3 separate regions of the Homo sapiens genome follow, and regions 2 and 3 are each linked to region 1. A link is a contact called in ENCODE Hi-C or POLR2A ChIA-PET data. All regions are on one chromosome and are shown on one strand. Each heading gives the region's core, a stretch centred on a gene start or an enhancer-like site at or near the end of the contact. The rest is flanking DNA. Distances are from core to core; before and after follow the strand shown.

Region 1 (3,338 bases), core at 839-3,338:
CAGGGTGACGACGGGCTCCCGCAGGGGCAGCATCAGGCCCCCATCTGGGATCTCCCACACCTGCAGAGGAGGGGCCAGTGAGTCTTCAGGACTCCAAATGTCAGATCCCATCCTAGAGCCCCTCTCCCAGCCCCTGGGTCCCCACCACCACTCACCATGACTGTGCAGTCCTCGGAGCCACTGGCAATGACGTTGTCATTGTGCGGGCACCAGGCGATGTCTAGCACAGGGGCTGTGTGGCCACAGACCGTGGGCGCATTCTTGTCCACACGTCCAGTCTAAAGGCACAGCAGGGCCTTGGAGGTGCTTTTGCCTCCCAAACCCAATCCAACCTCCCCACACCTCCTTCAGAGAGGCCCAGAGAGGAAAGCTGTGGTGTCCCTGGGAGCTGGACCAGGGCCTGGGGTGGGGACGGGGGCGGGTTGTTCTTCTCTTGTTCCAGTCCCAAAATGGCCTGGGCAAACCCCAGGAGGGCTGGCCACGCATGGCAGAGGTTGGGGGCCGTGCAAGACCCTGGCAGAGTTCCCGCCGGTCTCTGTCTCAGTCTGTCTCTGCCCTTAGGGTTGGCACCCCCACCCCAGCTTCCCCGAGTGAGGCTTCCATGGGCACAACTGGCCCTGGAGCCAGGACAGGTGTATGGGGGCTGGGGGGGTGGAGGCAGCTCCCCAGAGAGCGAGTGTGAGTGGTGGGGCTGCAGGGGTGGGTCCTCCCAAAAGGAGAGGGGCCAGGGAGCCTGTCCCAACTGGCCCCAGGCAGGAGCAGAGGTTTGGAAATGGCTTCTTCCGGGGACAGCTGCTTCAGCAGGGCTTCCTGTGTGACAGCCATGTGGGGCGCGGGCCCAGCTCTCACCCCGACAACCACTTCCTCTTCTCTTTGCTTCCATCAGCCCTTTTAAGGTAACAACTTGGGGCCCATCTCCCCTTCCTGTCTTACCCCCCAAAGAGCACAGGAGTGTGCTGGGGGTGCGGGGCAGCAGCCAGCCAGCGGAGGGGGCAGCAGGCTCCAGGGGAGGGCAGGGCTGCGGGTGGGGGAGAGCACCTCTTGCATCATCCCTGCCTGCGAGCTGGGGGACAGAGTTGCTAGGTCCTCAGACAGGCCCAGAGCCAGAGTCCCTCCCAACCCTGAGAACGCTGCCAGGGCCCCCAGACCCCATCCCAACCCCCTCTGTGTTTCCATGGGGAGAAAGCCCCAGGCTGAGGCTCAGGAGGGCTGATCATGGGTCTGCAGGACTGTCTGTAGTCCTGGTCACTGGTGTGACCCATCTTGTGTTGGCTCCTTCTGAGCGTCAGTTTCCACACAGCCACAGCACAGAGGAGCTGGAGGAAGTGTAAGGCTCATGGGGCCCAGCTCAGTTTTCCAGATGGCAACACAGGCCCTGGAAGGCCTGGTGACCGTCACCTAATCAGGACCTGCACAGAGCCATGGGTCCGGTGGAGGAGCTGCTCCCCCCAGGGCCCCAGGGGCTCACCTTGCCCAGGGGCAGCACCAGGAAGGCCCCTCCCCCGCTGGCCTCACAGATCAGGGCCACAAACTTAGGGTTGACAGCACAGAAGCCACTGTCCCAGGTGGTCTGTGAGACGCGCACATCTTCATAGCACTGGTCGGCCTTGGCCGGCTGTCCAAACACGTGGCGGAACTTGCTGGAGCGGACCACCTGCCGGCTCATTCTGGGGGCACACAGCATAAGAGCATTTCTCCCTTCAGGTCAACTCTGATCTTCCAGTGGTCCCCACCTCCCCCAGGACACCCCTCAGTCTGGCTTTTAAGGTCCCAGCATCATCTCCAGGGGCTCCCTATTCTTCCCTCTGTGGCTGATGCCTGCTTGCCTTCCCCAGCCTCTCCTTCCCTCTAACCTGCAAGCCCCCTTCTCCCTGGCCCCAGGCCACTCTGAGCCACCCTCTCAATCTGTACCCTCAGCCTCTGCAACAGAGCCTGGCGTGGTGTTGCCCCACTGCATGTTTGTTGACTGACTGGCTGATGGATGCAGAGCCCGTCCTTCCTAATGGTTCAGACTCAGGCGTCATCAGCCCAGATGGCTCCGAGGGTGGGTTCTCTCTTAGTTACCGTGTCCAGAGCCCACCTCCCTCACACCCACACAGCGCTTCCTAAAGGCAGGGACAGGAGCTGGCCTCCCTCGCCTGCTGGCATGGGGCTGGACACAGGAGGAAGTGGCGTGGGGGCTGCCTGAGGGGAGTGAGGCGGCAGGATAGCTTCCCCAGCAGGTCTCTGGCTCAGGTCCAGGTATCTCCTCCTCCCCATACCTCTGCCTCTCGCCTCCGCTCAGAAAAGCAGGTGCCCTTAAGAGCCATCTCCACCCCCATGTAAACTGCACACAGGAAGGGAGAGGCCACTCCGACTGCTCTGAGGTCCAGGTAGGATGGTTTCCCCCAGTGTCTGGGTGGGGAGCAAGGAACTCCAGGGGCGACCTTGTGCCACCGCATCACCTTCCTGCTCAGGGAAGGGGCCTGTGCTGCCGCTTGGAGGGTGCCATGCCCAGAGCCTCTGCCCCTAGCCTCAGCCTCGCCTACTCACTGGGGGCTCCAGCACCCCCGGCCACCCCAGGACTCCCGAAGAGGCTGCTAGGTCGGCCTGCCCAAAGAGCGGTGAGGAGCGTATGTGAAGAGCCCCAGTCTTGAGGAGCAGCCTGTATCTGGAGAGAGGGGAGCCCCGGACCAGAGGTGGGGGACAGGAAGCCATCGCCCCACCCTGCCTCCTCCCCCACCACAGGTACCAGGCCCGGAAACCACGGAAAGGGGAACTTGGTCTTTTCTTGTTTTGCTCTCAACCCCTTCCTGTCTCCAAGCCCAGGGCAGCTGCCCCGCTCACCCCACCCTGCCCTCGTCCCCACCCTCCCCGAGACTCAATTCCGTGGGGAGTCGGGCCCTCGACACTGTGCTGACCCCCGGCCACCCACCTCCATCTTGGCCGCGGTGGTCCCTAGCCCTCGCCTCCGCAGAGCGCTCTGGGGCCCCGGCGGCCCCCACTCCAAGCAGCGTCCCCCCACGGGCTGCTGCGCCCGCTACCTGGCCCCGGCGCTGGCTGGGTCGCGGTGACAGCCGCGCGCCCCCGCAGCCCGCGGCTCCCACGCGCGCGCCGCCCCACAGGTGGCCCTCGCCCCGGCCCACCCGCGCCTCCCAGGCCCAGCCTCACCTGCTGCCGAGAGAGGACAGTGATCCCCCAAAAGCCGGAGGTGGAGGAGGAGGAGGAAGAGGAGGAAGGAGCTGGAGGAGCCGGGGACTCGCCCGCTGAAGATGCTCTTGTCAAGACAATGAATGAGAAGCAGCCGTGCGCCCGCCTCCGGGGTGGCCGCGCCCCTTGGGGCGGAGCTCTTCCAGGCC
Region 2 (3,338 bases), core at 373-2,872, 440 kb after region 1:
TCATTCATTTATTTATTTAATTTATTTATTTTGAGACAGAGTCTCGCTCTGTTGCCCAGGCTGGAGTGGAATGGCACGATCTCGGCTCACTGCACCGGGTTCAAGCGATTCTCCTGCCTCAGCCTCCTGAGTAGTTGGGGTCATAGGCGTGCGGCACCACGCCCGGCTAATTTTTGTATTTTTAGTAGAGACGGGGTTTTGCCATGTTGGCCAGGCTGCTCCCAAACTCCTGACCTCAGGTGATCCACCCGCCTCGGTCTCCCAAAGTGCTGGGATTACAGGCATGAGCCACCTCGCCCAGCCCAGGGATTTCTATCTATTCTTCCACCACCCTGGCCACTACATGCTCACCCACACATACATTGGTCATGCGACTTTGGTCATGAAATCTCTTTTCTTTAAGCCTTACTTTTGTCATCTGTGGATGAGTCAAACTAGAGAATCTCAGAAAGTCACCTGGACTCCAGAGCCTGATGACATCTTGTCACACTCTGCTCCAGGCTCCTCCCACCCTCAGCAGCAGGAAAGAGGGACAGACATGAGGATGGTCAGGGTTTTGGAAACAGGCCCACGCCTGTTTTTATACCCTGGACTCCTCTCAGAGGCTTGACATTTTTGTTACCCAAGCCTCACCTCACTGATATTTTCCAACCAAAATGGGGGCTAAATGGTCTGAAGAGAGAGAGACTTATGTTAATTAAAAGTATGAGGCAGGGGCCAGTGTGGTAGCTCACACCTGTAATCCCAGCACTTTGGGAGGCTGAGGCAGGAGGATCTCTTGAGGCCAGGAGCTTGAGACCAGCCTGGGCAACATAGCAAGAGCCCATCTCTACCAGAAAAAAAAAAAAAAGGTGTGAAGCAAGCTGGCCAAGCAGGGGGTGCCTGTGGGGGCTGCATGGCAGGAGCAGATCTGGGGAGGCACCGTGGATAAGACAAGGCAGGATGGGGTGGGGCATCCTCCCAGGAGGAACGGGGGAGGCACCATGGTTCTCTGGGAATGTACGGGCTAAAGTCCCAGTGTCCTATTTCTTTTTCTTTTCTTTTCTTTTCTTTTTTTTTAAGACGGAGTCTCACTCTGTTGCCCAGGCTGGAGTGTGGTGGCACGATCTCAGCTCACTGCAACCTCCGAGTCCCGGGTTCAAGCGATTCTCCCTGCCTCAGCCGCCTGAGCAGCTGAGATTACAAGTGCCCGTCACCATGCCCAGCTAATTTTTGTATTTTTCAGTAGAGATGGGGTTTCGCCATGTTGGCAGGCTGGTCTCGAACTCCTGACCTCAGGTGACTTGCCCACCTTGACCTCCCAAAATGCTGGGATTACAGGGGTGAGCCACTGTGCCTGGCCCCGGCGTCCTCTTTCTCAGCTTTTCGGTGAATGTTCTGGGGCTCAGGGCCTGGCTATGGGGTGACACTAAGTTCAACAGAACCATTGCCCATTCCAGCCCCACCTTACCCCAGGAAAAGCCTCCTCACCGCAGTGACCACATCCCCTTGGGTTGCTTTGGAAACAAACACTCCCCAGGGGCAGACGAGTTGGGGCACAGTTGCCCAGCAACAGGCGGTGCCCTCCCTTCCGCCTTCATCCGAGGCCGGGCCTCTACGTCTGAGAGGCGGACCGCCCTGCACCCTCCAAGCCTGCACCTCTTAGTCCAGCACCAGGAAGAGTGGCTCTAGGAGGGAGAGGAGCCCAGGGACTGACCCAAGGTGAGTTGAGGGGTGCAGGAGGCCCCCTGCAGATGGAGGATGTGGGGGACAGAGAGGTGTGCAGAGACAAACGAGAGATAGAGACAGGCCAGAGCCTGGGCAAAGCTGGGGAGCCCAGGAGGGGTGCAGAGGCGCCTCCGGAGGCCTGGCCCGGCCCGGCCCGGCAGCAGATTCCGTGGAGCCTATGAGAGCAAGATCAAGTCCGAGGAGAATGGTGAGGGGCGAAGGAGCCTCAAGGGGCCAGCGGAGGTGCTGGCGGCAGGCGGTGGGGGAGACACACGCAGGGGAGCCAGTGGGAGGGGAGGTTCTCATTTCTTCACCCACCACTTCCTCTCTAGGTCTGAGCAAGACTTGAGGGGGCCGAGTGGGGAGGAAAGAAGCCCTTGAGACCTTTCTTGTCTGAGGCACCCTGGGGTCTGGGAGGGAAATGGGGATTCTGGAAAGGCCTGGAGAGCCAGGCAGGAGGGCCTGGCTGTGCCCCGAGGTAGGCTGCCTGTCCTCCCACCCCACCTGGCTCACGCTTACCCTTTCTGGTCCCTCTTGCTTCTCTGTCTCTCCAGAATGTTCTTTTTCATTTTTGAGAAAGGGTCTTGCTCTATTGCCCAGGCTGGAGGACAGTGGTGCAATCTGGGGTCACTGCAGCTTCAAACTCCTGGGCTCAAGTAATCCTCCCACCTCAGCTTCCTGTGTAGCTGGGACTACAGGTGTGAGCCACCACACCCAGCTAGTTTTTAAATTATTTTTAGAGATGAGGTTTCACTGTGTGTCCAGGCTGGTCTTGAACTCCTGGGCTCAAGTGATCCTCCCGCCTCGACCTCTCAAAGTGCTGGGATTCCAGGCATGAGCCCCCATGCCCAGCCCTTCTCCCAGGCTTTCCTGGACACCTGCTGCCTCTCTCTCATCTTGGTTGTGCCCCCTCTGCCTCATTTACTTCCTCTTCTCACCCCTGTGTCTCTCAGATGCCGTTGACTCCAGAGCCGCCCTCTGGGCGCGTGGAGGGGCCCCCCGCATGGGAAGCAGCCCCATGGCCCTCACTGCCCTGTGGGCCCTGCATCCCCATCATGCTGGTCCTGGCCACCCTGGCTGCGCTCTTCATCCTCACCACCGCTGTGTTGGCTGAACGCCTGTTCCGCCGTGCTCTCCGCCCAGACCCCAGCCACCGTGCACCCACCCTGGTGTGGCGCCCAGGAGGAGAGCTGTGGATTGAGCCCATGGGCACCGCCCGAGAGCGCTCTGAGGACTGGTATGGCTCTGCGGTCCCCCTGCTGACAGATCGGGCCCCTGAGCCTCCCACCCAGGTGGGCACTTTGGAGGCCCGAGCAACAGCCCCACCTGCCCCCTCAGCCCCAAATTCTGCTCCCAGCAACTTGGGCCCCCAGACCGTACTGGAGGTCCCAGCCCGGAGCACCTTCTGGGGGCCCCAGCCCTGGGAGGGGAGGCCCCCCGCCACAGGCCTGGTGAGCTGGGCTGAACCCGAGCAGAGGCCAGAGGCCAGCGTCCAGTTTGGGAGCCCCCAGGCCAGGAGGCAGCGGCCAGGGAGCCCGGATCCTGAGTGGGGCCTCCAGCCACGGGTCACCTTGGAGCAGATCTCAGCTTTCTGGAAGCGTGAAGGCCGGACCAGTGTGGGGTTCTGAATC
Region 3 (3,338 bases), core at 414-2,913, 320 kb after region 1:
GGCAGGGGGTTACCGCGTTTGGATATCTGAGTCGCTTGGTCTTGTGACTGCTTTTTTTTGATGGGCACAGGGTTCAAGTGGCAGCAAGCAGTGCACAAAGCCTCCTCCATGAGTTCTGCACTGATCTGGGACAGGTATTCCTCAGAACGAGATAACGAAGCCTGGGAAAGGAAAAGCCGGAGGGGTTCAGCCTGGGAGCTCCCACATGGGAGTGCTGGCTGTGGGAGTTCCCAGGCTGGGGCCTGTGGGTCCAAGGAGCTTGCTCCTGAAGGACTGGGCCTTGAGATTTAGCTAGAAAGCTCTGGACCTGGGGGAGGGGGGTTTGGTGGGGGTTTAGAGTCAGGGCCTAGTGCTGAGAGCTATGAGTCGGGGCTTCAGGACTCAGGGTTGAGGCTAGAGTCTCAGGGCCCGTGGCTCAGACCTGGCACGGGGTGCCTCTGCCTGGGAGGCTTTCACTTCATTACATTCCCACCTCTAGGGTTCCCTGCAGTGCTCACCGGACCTCCTCTCAAGGAGGGTGCAGCTTGAGATGGCCAGCTGCTCTTCTTCTCCCCCTCATTCCCCATCGGAGTGGACGCCATCCCCCTGGGAACAGTCGAAGCCTGAGTTGACCTGAGAAACCAGCCCGCTTTCCCCCAGAACCCAGTCCACCACCATTCCCCGGGCCCAGGTTTAAACAAGGCCTTTAGAGGAAACATCCCGCTGCCTCATTCCCTCTCACAAGAAAAAATAATAATAATAATAAAGGTTGCTTTATATCTTCGGGAGTGAGAGGGAACTCCCGCAACCCCCTACCCCTCACCCCTTCGCCTGGTGGGCCTCTCCTTCCTTCTTCCCTCCCAAGCACCTTCCCAAGCCGAGGCAGCCGACTTGACGCCCCAGACCTGGCAGATGGGTGGAAACCTTGGGCTACTCGGCAAAAGGAGAGACGTGGAGGCCTAAGGACCTCTGGTATAGGTCGTGGGGGATGGAGAATGGGAGATGGGGAGGAAGGCTGGAAAAGGGGGAGCCGGCTCCGTGTCGCTACCGGACGCTATAAAACCCTTGGAGTCTGCAGAGGTTCCGCAGCCTCGTTGCTAGGAGATCAGGGGTTCTAGAACTAAAGACAGAGGAATTTCCTAGCGCGCCCCGTTTGCTCCTCCAGCCTCCCCTCCGTACCCCTCCAGGTGCCTCCTTGAGGGCAGTGACCCCAAGCGCCAGACGCTTGAGAAGCTTGGGAGGATGACGTAGGGTGGAGCCTGCGACCTAATCCTCCCATCACAAGGGGCACGCGAAAAGCAACCCATCTGCAGGGCGCTCTGGAGCCTCTCTAGCCGCCTAGAGCCTGCGAGAGCAAAGGCGGCTGGAGACTTAGGGGGCGGGGAGTAAAGTGAGGACTGCACCAAATCTCCTGGCCTCTTGGGGACGCAAAGACTCAGGAGGAGGAATTTTATCGCCTTATCTTTGCCTCCAGGAAGTCATACCCTCCACAAAAGGAAAGCAGAGATTTTTATTCGGTCTTCTCTTTTACCCTTTCCTTTTCCGTTTCTAACTTTGCTTGACGTTAATGGTTCCTTCCTCCCTCTCCTCCTCTGCGCTTTGGTACGAGCCAAGGGAGAGGGGCGGAGGGAGGAAAAGGGAAAGGAAGCCGACAGGCCTTAAAGGGGCCGCAACTATTTTTTTAAGCCACTTTTTCCTCTCTCCAATTTTGCAACGACGGGCGCGGAGGAGGAGGTTCCCGGAAGCCACGCGCAGCTGGAGCAGCGGCGACCGCAGCTGGAGGCCCGGAGCGCCTGCGGGGCTGGCAGAGGCGAGGGAGGTTGCGGGTAGGAAGGGCGGACTGCGCGCGCCCCCTGCGTCCCGCGCACCTCGGGGCCGGTCCATGCTCCCGACGGCTGCGGGCTTCAGCATCTGGGGCCAGGTTGGGGCGGCGGGGTCCAGGGCGCAGGTGGTGCGGCCGATGCGCCGGGCCGGAGGCTGAGGCCGCGCTGCGGGGCTGGGACAGCACTGGCATCTCCAGAGCAGGCCCGGGGCAGCAAGGGAGGCGCCGCGATGCCAGACGAAAATATCTTCCTGTTCGTGCCCAACCTCATCGGTGAGTGCTGCCCACGGCCCCGGGCCGAACGAGAGGGCGAGGGGCCTTGGCGGGCTCCCTGATCCTGCCCTGTCTCCCCGCGTCCCGTTCCAAGGTTATGCCCGGATTGTCTTCGCCATCATTTCTTTCTACTTCATGCCCTGCTGCCCCCTCACGGCCTCCTCCTTCTACCTGCTCAGCGGCCTGCTGGACGCTTTCGATGGACACGCTGCTCGCGCTCTTAATCAAGGTGACAGACACCCCTCTCAGCCAGCCTTGGGGTTCAACAATCCCCTCCTCCCTTCCCCTGCCTCCTCGGGACCTCAGAGTCAGAGGGCTGTCATTCCCATCTCTGGAAAAAGCAGAACAGGATGGCCTGGGGCTTTTTGTTTTGTGTTTTGTTTTTTTGTTTTTGAGACAGGGTCTCGCTCTGTCACTTAGGCTGGAGTGCAGTGGCGCGATCATGGCTCACTGCAGCCCCCATCTTCTGGGCTCAAGTAATCCTCCCACCTCAGCCTCCTGACTAGCTGGGACTACAGGAGCGTGCCACCACACCCGGCTAATTTTTAAATTTTTGTAGAGACTGGGTCTTGCAGTGTCGCCCAGATTGGTCCCCAGCTCCTAGCCTCAAGCGATCCTCCTGCCTTGCTCCCAAAGTGCCGCGCCCAGCAAGAATGGACTGATTTTGTAGCAAAAGGAATTTAAGCTAGCTCTTGAGAACTCACTGCTTGTGAGAGGTGTGGATTAGCAAGACATGACATGGCGGTGGCGCTGCTGGAGGTCTCTCTGAATACAAGTCCATTCAGGCCAGGGGCGGTGGCTCACGCCTGTAATCCCAGCACTTTGGGAGGCCGAGGTGGGTGGATCACGAGTTCAGGAGTTCGAGACCAGCCTGGCCAACATGGTGAAACCCTGTCTCTACTAAAAATACAAAAATTAGCGGGCTTGGTGACGCGTGCCTGTAATCCCAGCTACTCGGGAGGCTAAGGCAGGAGAATTGCTTGAACCCGGGAGGCGGAGGTTGCAGTGAGCCAAGATTGCGCCATTGCACTCCAGCCTGGGCGACAGAGCAAGACTCTGTCTCGGAAAAAAAAAAACAAAAAACAAAAAACAGTGTATTCAACAGGTGTTTACTGGAGGCCTACTGTGTGCCCTGCATAAGCAGTTGGGGTTCCAGAAGGCATGCTTAGAGGGAGGATGGAGAGGGAAGGGTGATGGCTTCTGGAGGGTTGACTAATTTTTTAATCTGTTCTCCAGACCCAACTGTAAGGCTTCCCCTGAGGCA

The links. A loop is a pair of places that touch in the nucleus more often than their neighbours do. ChIA-PET counts read pairs that join two places held with the same protein, here RNA polymerase II (POLR2A). Pooled maps may share reads with other maps.
Region 2: a pooled map shows a loop between it and region 1 (6-fold over the local background). The contact joins the promoter of C16orf54 here to the promoter of CORO1A-AS1 in region 1. A Hi-C loop is called at or near these places in 1 of 50 pooled maps. POLR2A ChIA-PET finds 5 or more read pairs at or near these places in 4 of 52 experiments (GM10248, GM12878, activated CD4-positive, alpha-beta T cell and 1 more).
Region 3: a pooled map shows a loop between it and region 1 (8-fold over the local background). The contact joins the promoter of CDIPT here to the promoter of CORO1A-AS1 in region 1. A Hi-C loop is called at or near these places in 3 of 50 pooled maps. POLR2A ChIA-PET finds 5 or more read pairs at or near these places in 2 of 52 experiments (H1 and activated T-cell).

What each region holds. Positions count from the first base shown.
Region 1 is chr16:30,183,538-30,186,875 of GRCh38, reverse strand. CORO1A-AS1 (CORO1A antisense RNA 1) reads left to right here and starts at 2,088. Exons shown (of 2, transcript NR_186359.1): 1 at 2,088-2,372; 2 at 3,105-3,338. CORO1A (coronin 1A) reads right to left here and starts at 3,274. Exons shown (of 11, transcript NM_007074.4): 1 at 3,151-3,274; 2 at 1,469-1,667; 3 at 156-278; 4 at 1-60. The coding sequence starts at 1,666. RefSeq lists enhancers at 792-941, 829-1,370, 1,371-1,910, 1,911-2,452, 2,453-2,993 and 2 more and silencers at 1,372-1,471, 2,842-2,951, 2,982-3,338.
Region 2 is chr16:29,744,274-29,747,611 of GRCh38, reverse strand. It overlaps C16orf54 (chromosome 16 open reading frame 54), which reads left to right and starts at 1,622. Exons shown (of 2, transcript NM_175900.4): 1 at 1,622-1,701; 2 at 2,661-3,338. The coding sequence starts at 2,661. The coding sequence ends at 3,335. LOC124903673 (a long non-coding RNA gene) reads right to left here and starts at 2,365. Exons shown (of 2, transcript XR_007065046.1): 1 at 2,227-2,365. RefSeq lists enhancers at 686-755, 1,283-1,332.
Region 3 is chr16:29,861,551-29,864,888 of GRCh38, reverse strand. CDIPT (CDP-diacylglycerol--inositol 3-phosphatidyltransferase) reads left to right here and starts at 1,663. Exons shown (of 6, transcript NM_006319.5): 1 at 1,663-2,074; 2 at 2,169-2,303. The coding sequence starts at 2,032. It also overlaps the pseudogene CDIPTOSP. RefSeq lists an enhancer at 1,005-1,542 and silencers at 1,591-1,650, 1,661-1,970.